2 separate regions of the Homo sapiens genome follow, and region 1 is linked to region 2. Evidence: chromatin loops called from intact Hi-C (ENCODE). Cell type or tissue: chondrocyte. All regions are shown on one strand. Each heading gives the region's core, and the rest is flanking DNA. Links, peaks and the distances in the headings are about the cores only. Region 1 has its middle 140 kb from the start of LINC01893. Region 2 overlaps C18orf63 (chromosome 18 open reading frame 63).

Evidence for each region. Peaks named below come from ENCODE experiments on the same cell type or tissue, not always from the same donor. Only the 100,000 strongest peaks of a DNase experiment are listed, where the experiment ranks them.
Region 1: it touches region 2 in a loop (17-fold over the local background); 8 of 110 quality-filtered maps call a loop at or near these places.

The regions. Positions count from the first base shown.
Region 1 is chr18:76,345,683-76,354,016 of GRCh38, reverse strand. No RefSeq gene overlaps it. Among named protein-coding and RNA genes, the nearest start is that of LINC01893, 140 kb to the right of the region's middle. In chondrocyte, for the core only: CTCF peaks have their summits at 4,522 and 4,755 (motif pointing right); no DNase peak of the experiment used is centred there.
Region 2 is chr18:74,349,072-74,357,405 of GRCh38, reverse strand. It overlaps C18orf63 (chromosome 18 open reading frame 63), which reads right to left. Exons shown (of 14, transcript NM_001174123.2): 12 at 3,138-4,160; 13 at 2,860-2,949; 14 at 1-925. The coding sequence ends at 2,893. Among named protein-coding and RNA genes, the nearest start is that of C18orf63, 37 kb to the right of the region's middle. RefSeq lists an enhancer at 8,282-8,334. In chondrocyte, for the core only: a CTCF peak has its summit at 4,038 (motif pointing left); no DNase peak of the experiment used is centred there.

The DNA.
Region 1 (8,334 bases), core at 69-8,068, 2.0 Mb before region 2:
ACAGCCAGGAACCTGCGGAAACAGCAGTGGAGTCCATGTCTGCTGTGCTTGCAGACCTACCACTCTGCACTCTTCTGCTTTGTTGTACTGACTGGAGGGATGCATGCAGTTAGTAAGAAGGATCATCCCTGTGGCATGTCCCTGTCTGTTGAGCATCACTATAAAGGAATATCTGAGGCTAGGTAATTATTCAGAAAAGAGGTTTATTTGGCTTACGGTTCTGCAGGCTGTGTAGGAAGCACAGCACCAACATCTGCTGGGATTCTGGTGAGGCTTCAGGCTGCTTCCACTCATGGTGGAAGGTGGAGGGGAGCTGGTGTGTGCAGAGATCACACGGCAGAGAGGAAGCAAGGGGGTGAGGTACCAGGCTTTTAAACAACAGGCCTCCTGGGAGTTAGTAGAGCAAGAAATCCCTAAACCCCCAACCCCCAGGAGGGAATTAATCTACTCATGAAGGATCTGCCTCCATAACCCAGACACCTTCCCTTAGGCCCACCTCCAACATTGAGGACGAAATTTGGACATGAGGTTTGGATGGGACACGTATCAAAACTATAGCACATGTTGCCACTTTTCAAAACACTGAGACACCCATTACCCGCATGGATCACCGCAGCGACCTAGGGTGTGGATCCTGTCAGCGAGATGATTGGAGGTCCTCAGTGGATCAAAACAAGACGTTTTGGATTTCTGAGCTTCTGCCTCAGAGGGATCAAGGCTTCTTTTGGGTGACCTTCTGTAAGTTCAGCTGTAACGTGCATGGGGGTAAGAACGCTGGGATCTCCCCAGACCTGGGTGTGAGTTCCAGGTGTGTTGCATGCCAAGTGGGCATGTCCAGTAGCCTTTTTCTTCCCATTTCTATCTCCTTCTCTGTCAATTGTTTCCCTTACTCATGTGGACATGCTCAAGACACTCCCTTCCCAAAAACACCACCAAGGAAACACCTTCCTGGGACCCCAGAACCCTCTACACCTGTTGTATCCTTACCTTTCCTCCTTCCTAAAACCTCGTCCGTGATCACTTTACCCTCCTTGTTCTAGCTTTTATCACCAACACCTGCTTCACTGCACTGTCTCTCCTCAAACTTACCAAGATCCTCGTAGTCATTGAGTATAATTATTTTGCCTTAAATAAAGCTAGGATAAAATGCAGAGTAAAAGGAAAAAAATACACATTACATACACGCACATTTCTATATATTTTTCACTCGCCAGATGCAACAATTGCAATATTTTACCAAGTTTTGTTTCTACCCTTTGTTGTCATTTGTCCTGGAATATTTCAGTGATTCTCAGACATTGTGTCATTTCGACTGTAAATAATTCAGTGTGCATCTCTGAGCGATTGAGATATCATCTGTAGATCTAGTTATGTATCTATCTATGAATGCTACGTTCCCTTCCATCCACCTCTCTGGCCTTGTCCTCTGTGTTGACCCTGGGGAAGAACTACCTGGACTACCTGGGTCTTTCTTCCTGGGATTACACACCTGCCAGCTCACCCCAGCTCACTCTGTGTTGCTACCACAGGAATTTGCTGGAACACAGATCATTCAACTTCCTTGGTTGAAATCGTTCAGTAATTTTCTGTTACCTCCAGAAACACCCCAAATGCTTCCCTGTGCCATGCAAATCATTTCGTGATTTGACGCCCACAAGTCATCCGCTGGCACTCGATGCCAAACGAGGTGCGTTCACGGTGCTGCGCTCCTGCGCGCCGCTTTTCCTGCCTTCTCAGAGGCTCCGGTTGAGGGGAGCGGCCCGGGAGCCTTGGCCGACTCTGACTCCTCCTCCTGCCTCTCCCACGCCAGAGGAGGCTGGGTTCCCGCCTCTCCCCTGTACTCCCCCCAGCTCTCTGGACATCCTGGCGTGCTATTGCACCAGTCACAACATCTGAAAGTAAACAGACCCTCTCTGCCTCCTCCCACTGAGCTGAGCTTGGCAGTGCTTGAGGCAGACACACCGCACTGCATTTCTGTGGCTGTACCAAAGCCAGGCCCGTGGCTCTCCGTGTGTATGTTTCGTAAATGAACACATGGTGATGAGTGCGTGCCTCAGTTTCCACAGCTGTGCAGTGGGAATGGCCATCTCCCAGTATTGGTGTTACTGTGGCAAACGATATATGGGCTGCATTTTGTCAACTTTAATGCGATATGTAAATGTAAGTTGGAATTACTTCCAAGAAATTTGAGTGACAATGTTTTTTCAAGTCCCATAAAGTTGTCTTTAAATAAGCATGGTCTCTAGACACCAGCATTTTTTTTTCTTTCTTAAACTATATTGCGTTTATGAATCTGGAAATTTCTGTTACCTATGACACACAAGATGTAAGTCATTTTCCCTTGTTCAATAAATTTTTTTAACTAGGTAAACAGTTGGATTTCTTCTCCTATCCACGAAAGTATAGGTTTCAGGTAGACTGAAAAAGCAAGCTGATGACTTTTTTTTTTTTTTTGAGACAGAGTCTCACTCTGTCATCCAGGCTGGAGTGCAATGACACTATCTCAGCTCACTGCAACCTCTCTCTCCCGGGTTCAAGTGATTCTCCTGCCTCAGCCTCCTGAGTAGCTGGGATTACAGGCGTGCACCACCACGTCTGGTTAATTTTTGTATTTTCAGTAGAGACAGGGTTTCACCATGTTGGTGAGGCTGGTCTTGAACTCCTGACTTCGTGATCCACCCGCCTCGGCCTCCCAAAGTGCTGGGATTACAGGCATGAGCCACCGCACCCAGCCGCTGATGACGCTCTTAATGAGAACTGTTTTATTATTATTTGACAACTATTAAAGAAGAGCTGATCATACTCTCTGAGGACAGGAATTACTTAATAGAAACCAGTGAACACCCCGCGATGTTTAGACCTGTAGTTTCAGGCCTCCAGCCCTGCTGGGATGAAGTGCCTGCGAGGATGGGTTCCGTCACTGGCTTTTACTGGGCTGGTAAAGGGAAACTCAGCCGATTTCTCAGCATTTCACATGTTACCTTATCTGGGTGGCTCTTTTCTCGGGCTTGTGAGTGTCCTAAGCTGCCTCAGATCTGCCCTGGCCGTTCTGAAATGGAGGTGGACTTGGAAAAAGAAAAAGGCTTTTCCTGTTTATTGGGGCGGTGCTAGTTGGACAGAATTCCGGAGAGGACGGGCGATTCTCTGCGGGATCAGGTGGTGACGGTTTTCTGGGTGCCTCTGCCCGGTGCTCTGGGAGGTGCTGAGCAAAGGACACCGCGTGGGGCCGTGGGAGGGTGAGAGGCTCTGGTCACGGCACAGACTTCCCACGGGGGGAAAGCGGGCGATTGACTGTCACGGGGCAGCTTAGGGGCTGCTCCCTGAGGCTGTGCCGGCACCAGGCGGCTCCGGATCCCCCCGTCAAGGGGCCTGCTCTGCGGCCCGACCACAACACGGGTGAGCAGGACGCGGTGCCCGCAGAGAGTGGGCCTGCCACCCGGAGGGAAGCGGCGCAGGCAGCCTGCTGTCCCCGGGTCCCGCCGCTTTCGCAAAGAGCCAGCCGGCTCCGGCCACGATCGTCTTTGCAGCCCGAGGTCAGGTTGGATGGCTGGGATTGCTGAATACACACAGGCCGGCGGGTCCACACTGAAAGTGCGTTTCGGTGACCACTTAGGAAGCTGCCATTGGCTTTGCAATTCTGGGGCCACCTGTGGGGCCTGGCCCACCTTGCGCCGGGAAGGCGGTGGCCCCAGCTGTCCTGGCCCCACTCTGAAGTGGCCACTCCCCCGGCTCTCTGCTCTCCAGAAGCTGCTGCTGGGCGTCCTACACCCGTGGCGCAGGCTCAGGTGTGATTTCAACCTGCGACCCTGGATCCAGGAGTGGCCCCCTTCAGTGTGAGAAGAGCCCCCGCCGAGACAGGCAGTTATTCAAAGAAAAGTCTCGTGACAAATACACAGTTAGGTTTTTGTTAGGGATTTGCCTTACATTAATTTTAAAATCAGAGAGTTAGAAAACTTGAAGGTTGAAACACTCTTCAGGGACCACGCAGTCTAAAATTTTCCGTCAGGCTGAGGTCTGGAGAGGCTGTGCGTTCACAGGTCCTTAGTGAGCCCCTTCAGTTTTACTCTATGTTTCTGTTATTTTATTTTTTATTTTTTTTGGTATTTTTAGTAGAGACGGGGTTTCACCGTGTTAGCCAGGATGGTCTCTATCTCCTGACCTCGTGAGCCACCCGCCTCGGCCTCCCAAAGTGCTGGGATTACAGGCGTGAGCCACCGCGCCCGGCCGTTTCTGTTATTGTTACATCGTCAAGATTACATTTGCCTTTCAGGTTTTCTGCGTTAAGCACCTTTTCTCTCCATTGCGTTCTCACCACCTTGTCCCCCTCGGTTTTGCATTCTTCACTCTTCTCAATGTAGCTTAACTTTCCCCACATTCTCTCTGCTTACTAAGAAGCGGGAAAGACGGCCTTCCTGTGTTCTGACATTTTTCCTGGGTTTGCCCCGTGCAGTGCCCCCGGGAACAAAAGGGCCTGTCCTCCCTTGGCGTGCAGGCCAGCAGGACAGGTACTCATTTAGCCTTGGGGCTTCCCCGCCTTCGCCTTCGTACTTTCGCCTCCCGCAGAATGTGCCAGAATCAGTTCTCAGGGGAGTTCTCAGCGCTTCTCTAGTAAGCAGGGATGGAAGTGATTGCAAACCAACAGTCAAAGGGACCATCTCTCCGCGCCCGATCTTCCTTTATCCGTTTTTGAAGGGCTTCTCTAATTTCTTCTCAAAAGCCCGTTTTCCTGAAGTTGCCCTCTTCCACCACTAGATGGCAGGCGGACGTCACACATGAATGTAAAGCAACGCCGAATGCAAATTCATTCACCTCGTTGTCTTCAGCCAGCATAAATTAAGCACCCGCTGCATGCGGAAGGGGCTACCAAGATGAAGATGACATGCTTGGCCCCCGGGGCCACACGGTGCTTGGCAGGGTGACACAGGCCCACGGTGATGAGGGTATGCGCTGTTTGCCCGCGGATCTTGACGGAACCCCTGCCACATTCGCGCTGACTTCCAGGCACTGGAGATTCAGCAGCTCAGAAGTCGAGGGCCCATCTCTCATGGGGTTTTGTGTTCTCCTAGGGTTGCAAGCAGTAATCAGACAAGCAGATACATGCAGACATCTCAGAAAGAGACAAGTGCGACAGGCAGAGCCTGGCAGGGGGTCTGGAGGCGGAGAACTTGGTCTCATCCCAGGGCCTCTGCATGCAGGCCGAGCAGTCAACAGCACTCAGGGCGCAGGAGAGGACAAGGACTGGAGGGAGACCGCTGCATGCGCCCAAGGAAGGGAGACCTTCCACACCGGAGCTCCGCACAGGAGCAGGAGGGAGGGCAGGCCAGAGAGCAGGGCGCGTGGCTGCATTCTCCCGGCCGCGCAGACCCTGCTAAGGCGTGTTGCCCGGTGGGTGACATAATCTGATTTGTGTTTGTCAAAGACAAACATAAATTGGCTCTTGGCTGTTGGCAGTTGGCAGAATGGATCTCCCTGCCTGTGTGGAATGTACTTTGGTAGTGGACACAAAAGCTGAAAGCCGTTGTTCACAGGCCCTGGAGGAGGCTGGAGCAGGTGGGCGGGAGCTGTGGGGCTTACAGGACCTGCATGGCTGGACAAGAGAAGGGTTCTGGGTGGATGCCCCCTGGCCTCCTGGGCCTGACTGAGCAGCCTCAGACCTGGAGCAGCCTCAGGCCTGGGTGCCTGGGCCTCGGGGTGTGTGAAGTGGTGTGATTGACTCAACGTGGGGAGGATGGGAGAGGAACGCGTGATTTGGGGGTAGGACCTGGAGTTCTTGGGGGTTCAGGGAAGCATCGTCCACAGCTACCCACATGGGTCTGCATTTATGAAGGCAACTAGCGGCTGGGGATGGAAAGTCTGAGTGCTCGGAAGGTGTCTCCAGGCTGGAGAGTGGGTGCCTTGAGGGCGGAGCAGGGCTCGGCGTGAGCTGGAGGAGCGGTGGGAGCCCCCCTTCATCTTGGGCTCAGAGAATGAGGGGAAGAGCCCTGAGCAGCACAGGGAGAGGCTGCCCACGTGGCTGAGGGGGCAGGAAGAGGACAGCCGGGCTCAGGGACCAGGAGCGCGAGGGGGGCAGCAGCTGAGGGGGCACCTGGGGCATCTGGGGACGGCTCTCACTGGGCCGGCTGGAGGTGTGAGGCAGAGGACACAGATGTTCCGTTTTGGGGAATAGTTTCCTTCTTCCTAAGCGGGACAGGAGTGTATTTGCCTGCTCAGGCTGCCACACAGGACGCCAGGCCTGGGCAGCTTCACAGCCGGGTCTTTTTCCACCCATCATGTCCTATCAGGTGTCCACCCTAGTGACCTCACGTAACCTTCATGACCTCCTAAAAGACCCTGTCTCCACACCAATCAGGTTGGGGGTGAGGGTCTCATACTGCGGGTGACAGGGAGATGGAGCTCAGCCTAGAGCAGGGTCCCCCACCCTGGGAGGAGGCTGGGGAGGAGCAGGTGCAGGAGGAGGGGCTGGCCACTCAGACATGGGCCTCAAGGATGATGCAGGGGAAACTGAGGCAAGGCACGCCTCCTTCCTGTCTTGCCTGGGGCTGGCTCCTGAGCACCAGCCTCACAAAGCTGGACCGGGCAGGTGCGAGCCTCAGGGCTTTCTATGACCTGGGGAGGCTGCAGTGTGGTAAAGAACCAGGCAGAGGCCAGCACCCCGGTGCCTCAAGGGACGCAGTAGGGTGGGGAACAGAAGGGGTACAGGCCGTGACTCCTCACAGTGGGGGGCGTGGGGCTGGGCTGCCTCCCGTCATCTTTACTGGTGGAGTGCTTTGTGGAGAGTGTGTGAGCCGATGGCTGGTTTGAAAGGCGGGAAGCCGAGAGCTGATTGTTCAGAGAGAAACTGGTGGCGGAGCAAGGCTGACCAAATTGTCAAGCCCACATTGTCATGGTTGAGGGACTTTGTGCCTCTGGGACTGCCGTAAGGAGCAACGGCTCCTCAGGCTGGCCCGATACAAATGACGTTTGATTCTCAGACTAAAACGAGGGCTCAGGTACTCTGGGGAGAGGATGTGCCGTGGGGCCTCCGCAGGGACCCAGTGTCCCCGGGAGCCAGGTGTGGTCCTGGCCGCCCACGGCCCCAGCCCTGAGTCTACCCCCGGGTTCTGTCCCGCTGTCCCCTGTCTGGATGGAATTCGTCTGCTCAGCTGTCTGCCTGCGTGTGGCCTCCAGTGGCTGCACCAGCCCCTGGATCTACGCGACCCTTGGCTCAGGCTGGGAGCTCACAGGCAGAGTTTATCCCTATCCCAGGCCTGGGCTCCTAAGAGAGGACGTGGCAGTCCCTGCTTACCTCTCGCAGGCCAATGGTGGGCCACAAGAGCCGCTCATGCCCCACCGGCCCGGCCCTGACTAGTCAGTTCCAGCCAACCGCTGGGGACCTTGGGCAGTGCAGGCTCAGCTGAGGCCAGGCAGGAAGGATGCCACCCTTCGGACGCAGTTCCGGAGCCCGTGGGGAGGTGGGAGGCAGGACGCAGCAGCGAGTGCCCGGCCCTTGTGTGGAACTGACTGGAGGCTCATTGGTCCCTTGTGAATGACTCCCTGACTGGATTTTCTTCACCTTTTGAAATAATAAGTATGATAGAAAGTTCTGGAAAACAGCCCTCGATGAGTCAAGTGTAGGTGGATTAGACTTCTGAGGTATTCCTAGATTTTCAAATTTAAGTATTTTTCTAGATGAAAGCTTGACAGTTAGCTCACCTATAAATACAGTGAATTTAACTAAAGCTAGAAATATTTCTGGTTTTGGGAAAGATGCATATCTTCTAATCTTGGCCACCATTTGGAAACATTTCAGAAGCCCAATAATAGACACCCTGTGTTTTTCCATATTTTGATCGACAAATACCAAATGTTGTCTCTGTCCTGGGCAGCAGGCCACATGTGATCAATGAAACACTGTCCTCCGCGAAGCACCTGTGCTTCCTGGAACACTTTCCTTGGGCCTTCGCTCAGCTTGTTGCCTCACTTCATCTGGGTCTCACAGGTCTCAGCCCCCATGCCCCTTCCCAGAGGGCAGGTACAGCTGCCCTGGCTGCTTGTGGAAGCTAGAATGCTCCCTTATCATGCTCTATCCACTTGTCTGCTGTTTTTCTTTCTAGTACTTGCCACTATGTGTCATTCATACACACACACACACACACACACACACACACACACACACAAACACACATAGGTATAGTTTATTATTTGTCTCCCACACCAGAATATAAATGCCCTAAAGGCAGAGACTGTCTTGGCCACTGCTTTATTTCATGACCTAGAAAACAAATATCCACACCACGTTGGTGGCACACAACAATGACCATGGAGGTTTGCTCACCATCATTATCACCATCATCG
Region 2 (8,334 bases), core at 315-8,314:
TTAGATAATTTATTTGTAATATGGACTAGAAGGTCATTCTGGACATATGCTTCAATACATACATATCCCTAAGTCTGTGCCAGGAACCCAGAATGAATTTGCTTGAGACTAGACCACCAGCACTCAGGGGCTCAGGCCACGGCTGTCTCATCCATTTCTGCCATGGACACAGTGTTGTCCCCACTGCCTGGCACACAGAAGATGCTAATGAGTACTGGTGGAAACAGAAATCTCCACCCCAATAAAGGCTCCAGTTTTGTTGAGAAATAGCTTTTACATTTATTCAGGGCTTCCTGTTAATTTGCATATAAAAGCAAAAGTGAAATTTAGTGAGCCTGCAGAGATATAGTAGAGATCCCCAAAATGTAATATATATATACACATTCTTTTTTTCTTAAAAAATATACTATATCTTATGTTAGAAATATATACACTTTGGTGTTTATGGGTAAAATTATATGATGTCTTGAATTTGCTTTAAAAGATTATAGCAAAAAAAAGCATGTCTGTGAGGAACAGATGAAACAGTGGCAAAATATTAATAACTGGTAGATCTGGGTGATAGGTACTTAGAGGTTCTTCATACTCTTATCTGTGCTTTATGTGGTTTGATAATTTCAATAAGGGCAAAATAAAGATATTTTCAACTATCAAAACTACTGTATAAGATCATTGGATATTTTGCAAAGATCTGCAGACTACATGATGTTGTAATAGTGAAAAGTTGGGAAGAACTGAAGTGTCTATCAATAGGGGACTAGTTAAATACAGAAACCCACATACAACAAGATGCTATGCAAACAATAAAAAGAAACTGTCAAGTGAAAAAGGAGGTTCCACAGCAGTAAGTAGAGCTGATTTCATGGTCACAGGAGTGTGAGAGGCATCTGGAAGAGTGTTCATCCTATATTCAGAATGCTCATCTCTGCAAAGAGAAATTACAGATGGTTTTTTACTTTTTTCTTGAAACTGCTCTGTACTACTCAAGTATAGGAGTATGTATTAATTTTATATTTAGGGGAAATTATTTTCTATAATGATTCCTGTTATTGGGAGCTAAATAATATATACACGTGGACATAGAGTGCAGAATGATAGAAAGAAGAGTAGGGCGTTGACAGATAGAAGAAGGGAGGGGGGGTGAATGATGAGAAATTACTTAATCAGGTACAATGTACATTATTCCAATGATGAATACACTAAAAGCCCTGACTTTACCCCTACAATACATGCAGGTAACAAAGTTGCACTTGTACCCCACAAATTTATACAAATAAAATATTAAAAATGTTCTCGTTATTCCTTCTACCTGATGAAATTATTTTAAAAATTTAATATTTATTGACTTTGAGACAGGGTCTCACTTTGTCATTCAGGCTGGAGTGCAGTGGCAAACACAGTTCACTGCAACCTCTACCTCCCAGGCTCAAGCAATCCTCCCACCTCAGTCCCCGAAGTAGCTGGGACTATAGGCATGCACCACCACGCCCAGCTAATATTTCTGGCAGGGGACAGAGTCTCACTCTGTCACCCAGGCTGGAGTGCAATGGCGTGATCTCAGCTCACTGCAATCTCCACTTCTCGGGTTCAAGTGATTCTTCTGCCTCAGCCTCCTGAGTAGCACGTCCAGCTAATTTTTTGTACTTTTAGTAGAGAAGGGGTTTTGCCATGTTGCCCAAGCTGGTATCAAACTCCTGATCTCAGGTGATCCACCTGCCTCAGCCTCCCAAAATGCTGGAATTACAGGCGTGAGCCACCATGCCCGGCCCTAATTTTTTATATTTTTTGTGGAGACAGGGTCTCACCCATGTTGCCCAGGCTGGTCTGGAACTCCTGAGCTCAAGCAATCTGCCTGCCTCAGCCTCCCAAAGTGTAGGAATTACAGGTGTAAGCCCCCCCTCCTGGATGACTTTTTAATTTTAAAAATTGTGTCAGGACTTAAGTAGTTCAAAGTGGGAAAGTGCTATATTTCTAAAACAATATGAAACCTAGAATAGATTTCATTGATTTCTAAAAATGCAAGTAACATCTTAAAGGCACATGCATTTTTCCCTCAGTCACCTACTGAGTGCATTAAAATATTAAGATGTCAAAAAGTACATAAAATACAACATCATAACGTATATAGGAATAGACTCAAATACTTTCTGGTTAATTAAAATCAGGCTGAAAATTTTATTAGTTATAGGAAGAAATAGCAGTTGGAAAAGAAAATGTTTTCTAGTTGGTTCTTAAAGAATCTGAATTGAAAGTATTCCAATAGTTCTATGTAAAAAAATAACTTGTGGGTATTTTAGTAATATGTTTGTTCTTAGAATAGAACAGATGGCAGAACAAAATAAAATGTAATTTCCAGATGTATCATGTTGTAAATTCAGTGCCATGAACTGGGCATTATTAACTGAGTATCAAGTTTAAACATAGCCAGCACTGTAGCACTTTTGGAGTAAATTTTAACTAAATGATTAACCTTTGAAACATCATTTAAGGTTTATTATCTTGGGTAGGTATCCCAAAAAGTGGATATTGTAGTAGCTGTTCAAATCTTCTATTTTTAGATAGTCTGCTGCTGCTGTGTGAGCTCTTCCTAGTCTGCAAGGATCCCCAGAACAGAGTGAGGGGGAGCCCACAGTGGACCATTTGCACCCATCCCTCTTTGAAATCATTACAAAACAGCTGCTGTGTATGGTCCTTATTCAAGGAGTGAACTGTTCCCACCATGTCCTATTTCTTTGCTGATTTTACGGTTTCAAAGAATTTAAAAGTAGCTGCTTTTTACCAAGAGGTTGGGGACCCCTAAACTTGGCAATCCCAATTCAGATAATGTAAAAACAAATCAAAAGCTATCACTTCAGTTACCTGGTAGACATTTCCTTCTTTCAGGTCCATGTTCTAAGCATTATGAATGATGAGAGATTTCTTAAGTTTTGATTTATCCGAGTCAAGTATCTGTATTAGATTGAAGAATCACATTTGTTACAAATTAACTGCATAGACTTACAGTCGCTCTAGGGTAGATATTCTGTTTATTAATTAGTATGGTTCTAAATGATCTTAGGGAAATCATTTAAATCCTTATTTAGGGGTTTTAAGGGTCTAGCATATGATAAGTAGTGCCAGATTAATTTTTTTTTTACCTGCTTCTTAGAAGAACTGGATTGGCCATAGTGCACAGTATCGGAATGATGCTTCTTTGAAGTTTTGGAAGACTCTGGACATAATTTTCTTTTAGACCTGTGGGCTATTTTGCTTACTATCAACCTGTGGTCACTTGTACCAACTTCTTTAGCTTGATTTTCTGATTGCTGCTGTAGCAGTCGTGGATCTTCGGTTTCTCCATCTGATTCAAAAATGTGTGGCTGTCTTTTCAGTTTTAGTGACCCATGGCTTTTCCCTAAAATTTGTGTTATACCTTTGCCTGTTAAATTTTCTTTTCCTTTCATTTGGAAGTCAACAGCACTTTTTACCACCCCTAAATTGTTATTTGACACCACAAATACTGCACTATTAGATAGTTGCTTATTTTTGTTTAAACTCACAGTCGATTTTCCACGAGAAGAGGGAAATTTTGTCATATTTTCAGAAGACTCTGTATTTTTTTCTTGCAGAGGTCTGGAATTCTCCTGATTTAAATTGTTAGCAGCCTGCATCTGAATGTTACTACTATAACGGTTTTTTATAGCTGGACCTAAATTCAGTTTGTCATGCTGGATCATACTAGTTTTGAGTGAAAACAATTTAGATTGTGTCACATCATGCTGTTTTCTTTTTGGGCTGCCAAGTACTGAGGTATTTTTGTTCATTTGTAACAATCTATTTTTGAAAACTGGTACAAACTTAGGGGTGATGTTGCTTTGGGAGCTAAGATTTGTGTGCTGAACTTGAGTATTTCCTCTGTTGGGCATTAATACTTCTGAATGTACTTGTGGAGCCCTGATAGACAGGGATTTCTTTCTACCCTGAACAGACTCTGGCTGGAGATGCAAAGCTGAGAAAATGCCTGATGTTGGCTGGCTGACTGAAAGCTCCACCTTGTGGTCCACTGCTACTGAACATGGTAGAAGACTTTGAGCACAGGCAGGCTTTCTGGAAGTGGCTTGAGTCAGAGATGCCCTAAGCATTTTTTTAGTGGTCAAATTGGGTGGCTTGACTTTGTGTTCCTGAAAAGGATAGAGATTAAAAAAAAATTTAAAATGTTAATAATGTCCTTAATGGAAAAGAAATAAAATATAAAGTATCATCCAAATAAGAATATAAAGCAACACTATGATTTACAGAACAGGTAAAGAAAAACAAAATAAAAATGAGCCTTCTGGTGGAAATGAGTACATTTCTTATGGTTTGTATCCTCCTTTAGATACTATCCAAGATACTATCTTAAGATAAAGGTATATACTACATTTCATATAAATCTACCATAAAAACCATTCACACAGCTACCCACTGTCCTCCAAACATGCTCATGCTGCTGCCTTGCTCACTGAGCAAGGTATGACCTCCTTCAGATACTCAAAGTCCCACCTTCTCCCACCCATCAATCTACCACAGAGCGACTGTTTTTCTGTCAACTCTCCAAGGATCTGCTATCAATTAAATAATATTTGTCACAAAAAAATATTACAAGGTAAGCTCTCTTATCTTTTAGTGCACATATTCCATCTTCCTAAGTAGGTACCAGATTCTTGGAGGGTAAGAACCATGACTTATTTACTCTTATATCCTTCACAGTTACTAAAAATCCTTGTTGAAAGAAATTAATGAAGAGGTGGCTGCATCTATACTGGGCCTTTAGGAATAAGTGGGATTTTGACTACAGGGAAGGCGCTATCTGTGTCTTAATCATGTTTACTTTTTCACTGCCTACCACAGTGCCTGGTACGTGGTAGCAATTCAGCAAGTATTTGTCAAAGAAATTTGTCAGATACATTAAAAAGAGCCAAGCGTTTACAGTCTTTTAAAGATGAACTGTGGATACACACACACATACACATAAATAATATAAAATTTACCATTTTAACCATTTTTAAGTGAACGATTCAGTGACTTTAAGTACATTTACCACTGTACTGTATTATATAACCATCAATACTATTTCCAAAAATTTTTTTTCATTCCAAACAGAAACTTTGTACTCTGTAAATAGTAATTTCCTGTTTCCTCTTCCTTCTAGCCCCTGGTAACCTCTATTTTACTTTCTATTCTATGAATTTGCCCATTCTAGGTACCACATGTAAGTGGAATCATACAATATTTGTCTTTTTGTGTCTGGCTTATTTCATTTAGCATAATGTTTTCAGGGTTCATTTATATTGCAACATGAGTCAGGATTTATTCCTTTTAATGACTGACTATTCCACTGTACTTATATAGCATATTTTATCCACTCATCTCTTGGTGGAAGTATTGTCTTTTAAAGTACATATCTTGTCCTGTTGTCTGTAAAAGAGTGATAGGTAGCAATAACCTGAAACACTGAACACCAAGTTCTTTTCTCACTTTCCCCATCAAAACACAGGTTCACAGCTTGAAATAAACATTTTAAAACTGCTAGGAATAATATGCAAACTTGAATGACTGGTTTTTCTCTCCACTACTGGAGGTTCCATTGTTGAATTAGGTTGAGAAGAGAATAGGAAAGATTTTGGGAAATCAGAGTTGGAAATAGGCACAAGTAAGAGACTAATCCAATTATCTATTAGGCATAAACAAATCACACCAACATTTAGTTGCTTAAAACCAATAATAATTATGTTATCATCTCTCACTATTCTGGGGGTTGGCTTGGCTTAGTTTGGCATCTCTCATGCTGTGTGGTTAGATACTCTGCAGCTGGAGTCACCTTGGAGTCACTTCCTCTTTCACATGTGATGCGTGATGCTGGCTGTTGGCTGGAATGCTGACAGGCAGTCTCTTCCTGTGCTGGGGATCTCTCACAGATTGGGTTCCAAGAACAAATGTCCCCAGAAAGACCAGGTGGAAGCTGTTTCTCCTAAAGACCTAGCCTCAGGGTATGTTGCATCACTCTGTCATAGGGACATCCAGACTCAAGAGAACGAGACCCATACCTCAATGGGAGGAGTATTGTCCCATGACCAAAATGATGTGGAGAAGGAAATTCCAGGAAACTTAGTTCCATAATACTTAAGTTGACATAATAGAAAGTCATTATAGAGGACAATACTCCTCCTTCCATGTTGACTATTCTTGGGAAAAACGGAAAGTCCCCAAGAAAATATTGAGTGAGATTTGGGGGCGATGCTGAAAATAGGTGATTGGGATTCATTTCTTATCTGGAGATTACTTCAGTTGGAGGCTTACCCATGCCACCAGGGCAAGAAGACACACCGTCTTAGTTTCTTTTGGCTGCTATAACAAAGTAGGTAGTTTATAAGCAACAGTTTTGGAGGCTGGGAAGTCCAAGATCAAGGCAAATCTCTCTTGGGCCTTTTAAATAAGAGCACTAATCCTGTTTAGCACAGCTCTACCCCTATGACCTAATCACCTCCCAAAGACCCTACCTCCTAATATCATCACCTTGGGAGTTAGGGTTTCAACATTTAAATTTTGGAGAAACACATTCAGAGCATAGCACATCCTTCTTAATTTGCCCATTATTTTCAAGGGGTGCAAAGAAAACCCAGCTAAGTTTCATGACCCTGAATGAAGAAATACAGAAGTTAACCAAGGAAGAATTACTGGCTTACTGCCCCTTGACATTGCTCAGCTGAGTGAAAAAGCATGCATCAAGAAGGGGTTTGTATTAGAACAGAAACATATTATCTCAGTTTTAGAGCCTTGAAGTCTGAAACCAAGGTGTTGGCAGGGCTGGTTCCTTCAGAGGGCCAGGAGGAAAGGATCTGTTCCGGGCCTGTTTCCTCGGCTTGTAGATGACCATCTCCACCTTCACATGGTGTTCTTCCTCTATGTGTGTCTGTATCCAATTGCCCCTTTTCATAAGAACACTAGTCATATTGGATTAAGGGCCCACCCTACTACAGTATAACTTCATTTTAACTAACTATATCTGCAGTGACCCTATGTCAAATAAGGTCACATCCTAAGGAACTGGGGGTTAGGATTTCAGTGTATGTATCTGAGGGGTACACAATTCAACCTGTAACAGGGTTGGATATACACTTCTGGAGAGAACAGAGAGAGGAGGGAGCTGTTTTTCTGAAGACTCCCTGTACAAGGGAGCTAGGGTAAAGCTAAAAAGTAACTGATAAAACCTCATATACTATCTCTGTTGAGATACCATATGAGCAGAGACCACCACCATTAAATCAACCCAGGTCAAGAAGTGAAGGTGTGAAGGCCTCCTACCCCCACACCCCACAGCCAATCTCTATGCTGTGACTGCAATGGATAGGATGGACTGGTGTTCAACCTCCATTCCACCCTCCTCCTTGTGCTCCTATACAGACTAAAGCCTGGAAATCTAAAATTTATATTTCATCTTTTGCAGCTAGGGTTTGGATGTGATTTAGAACCAGCCAATCAGATGCACTCATAAAATATTTGGAAGTAGAAGTAAGGTCTAGCCACACTTCTGTTTTTGCAGAAACGCTTAACTATGAATGCCTTTGATTTTCAGTTACAGAGTTAGCAGCTTAAGTGTAGGGGAGCAGAATGTAGGGCACCATTCTCTTGCTATAGAGGAGTAGTCCTCAATCATTTTGTCACCAGGGACCAGTTTTGTGGAAGACAATTTTTCCATGGACCGGGGTGGTGGGGGGGATGGTTTTGAAATGAAACTGTTCCATCTCAGATCATCAGGCATTCGATTCTCATAAGGAGCATGCAACCTAGATCCCTCGTGTACGCAGTTCACAATAGGGTTCGTGCTCCTACAAGAATCTAATGCTGCTGCTGATCTGACAGGAGGCAGAGCTCAGGCGGTAATGCTCGCTCGCTCTCCTGCTACTCACCTCCTCCTGTGTGGCCTGGTTCCTAACAAGCCATGGACTGGTAGGTCCATGACCTGGGGGGTTGGGGACCCCTGCTATAGAGCATACTAGGCAAACATACCAGTGCACTTCACCACATACCACTGCCCTCATCCTATGCAAGGTTTCTCTGCACAGATGCTATCGTGAGAAGAAGGGTTCCTAAATTGGATTGAAGAACATTTCTACCTTAAAGAGATGTTTTGTCATAAGGGACTGAGTCACTTTGAAGTGTCCAGATTGAATTTTTTTCCGTTTCATGAAAAAAAGTTAAAGAATTAAAATGAATTATAGAAAAGCAAAGAACACCCACTGTTTGGACCCTTGGGTTCTATAAACTGTAGTAACATTTAAACAACATATCTACTACTTGAGATAAAAGAAAACT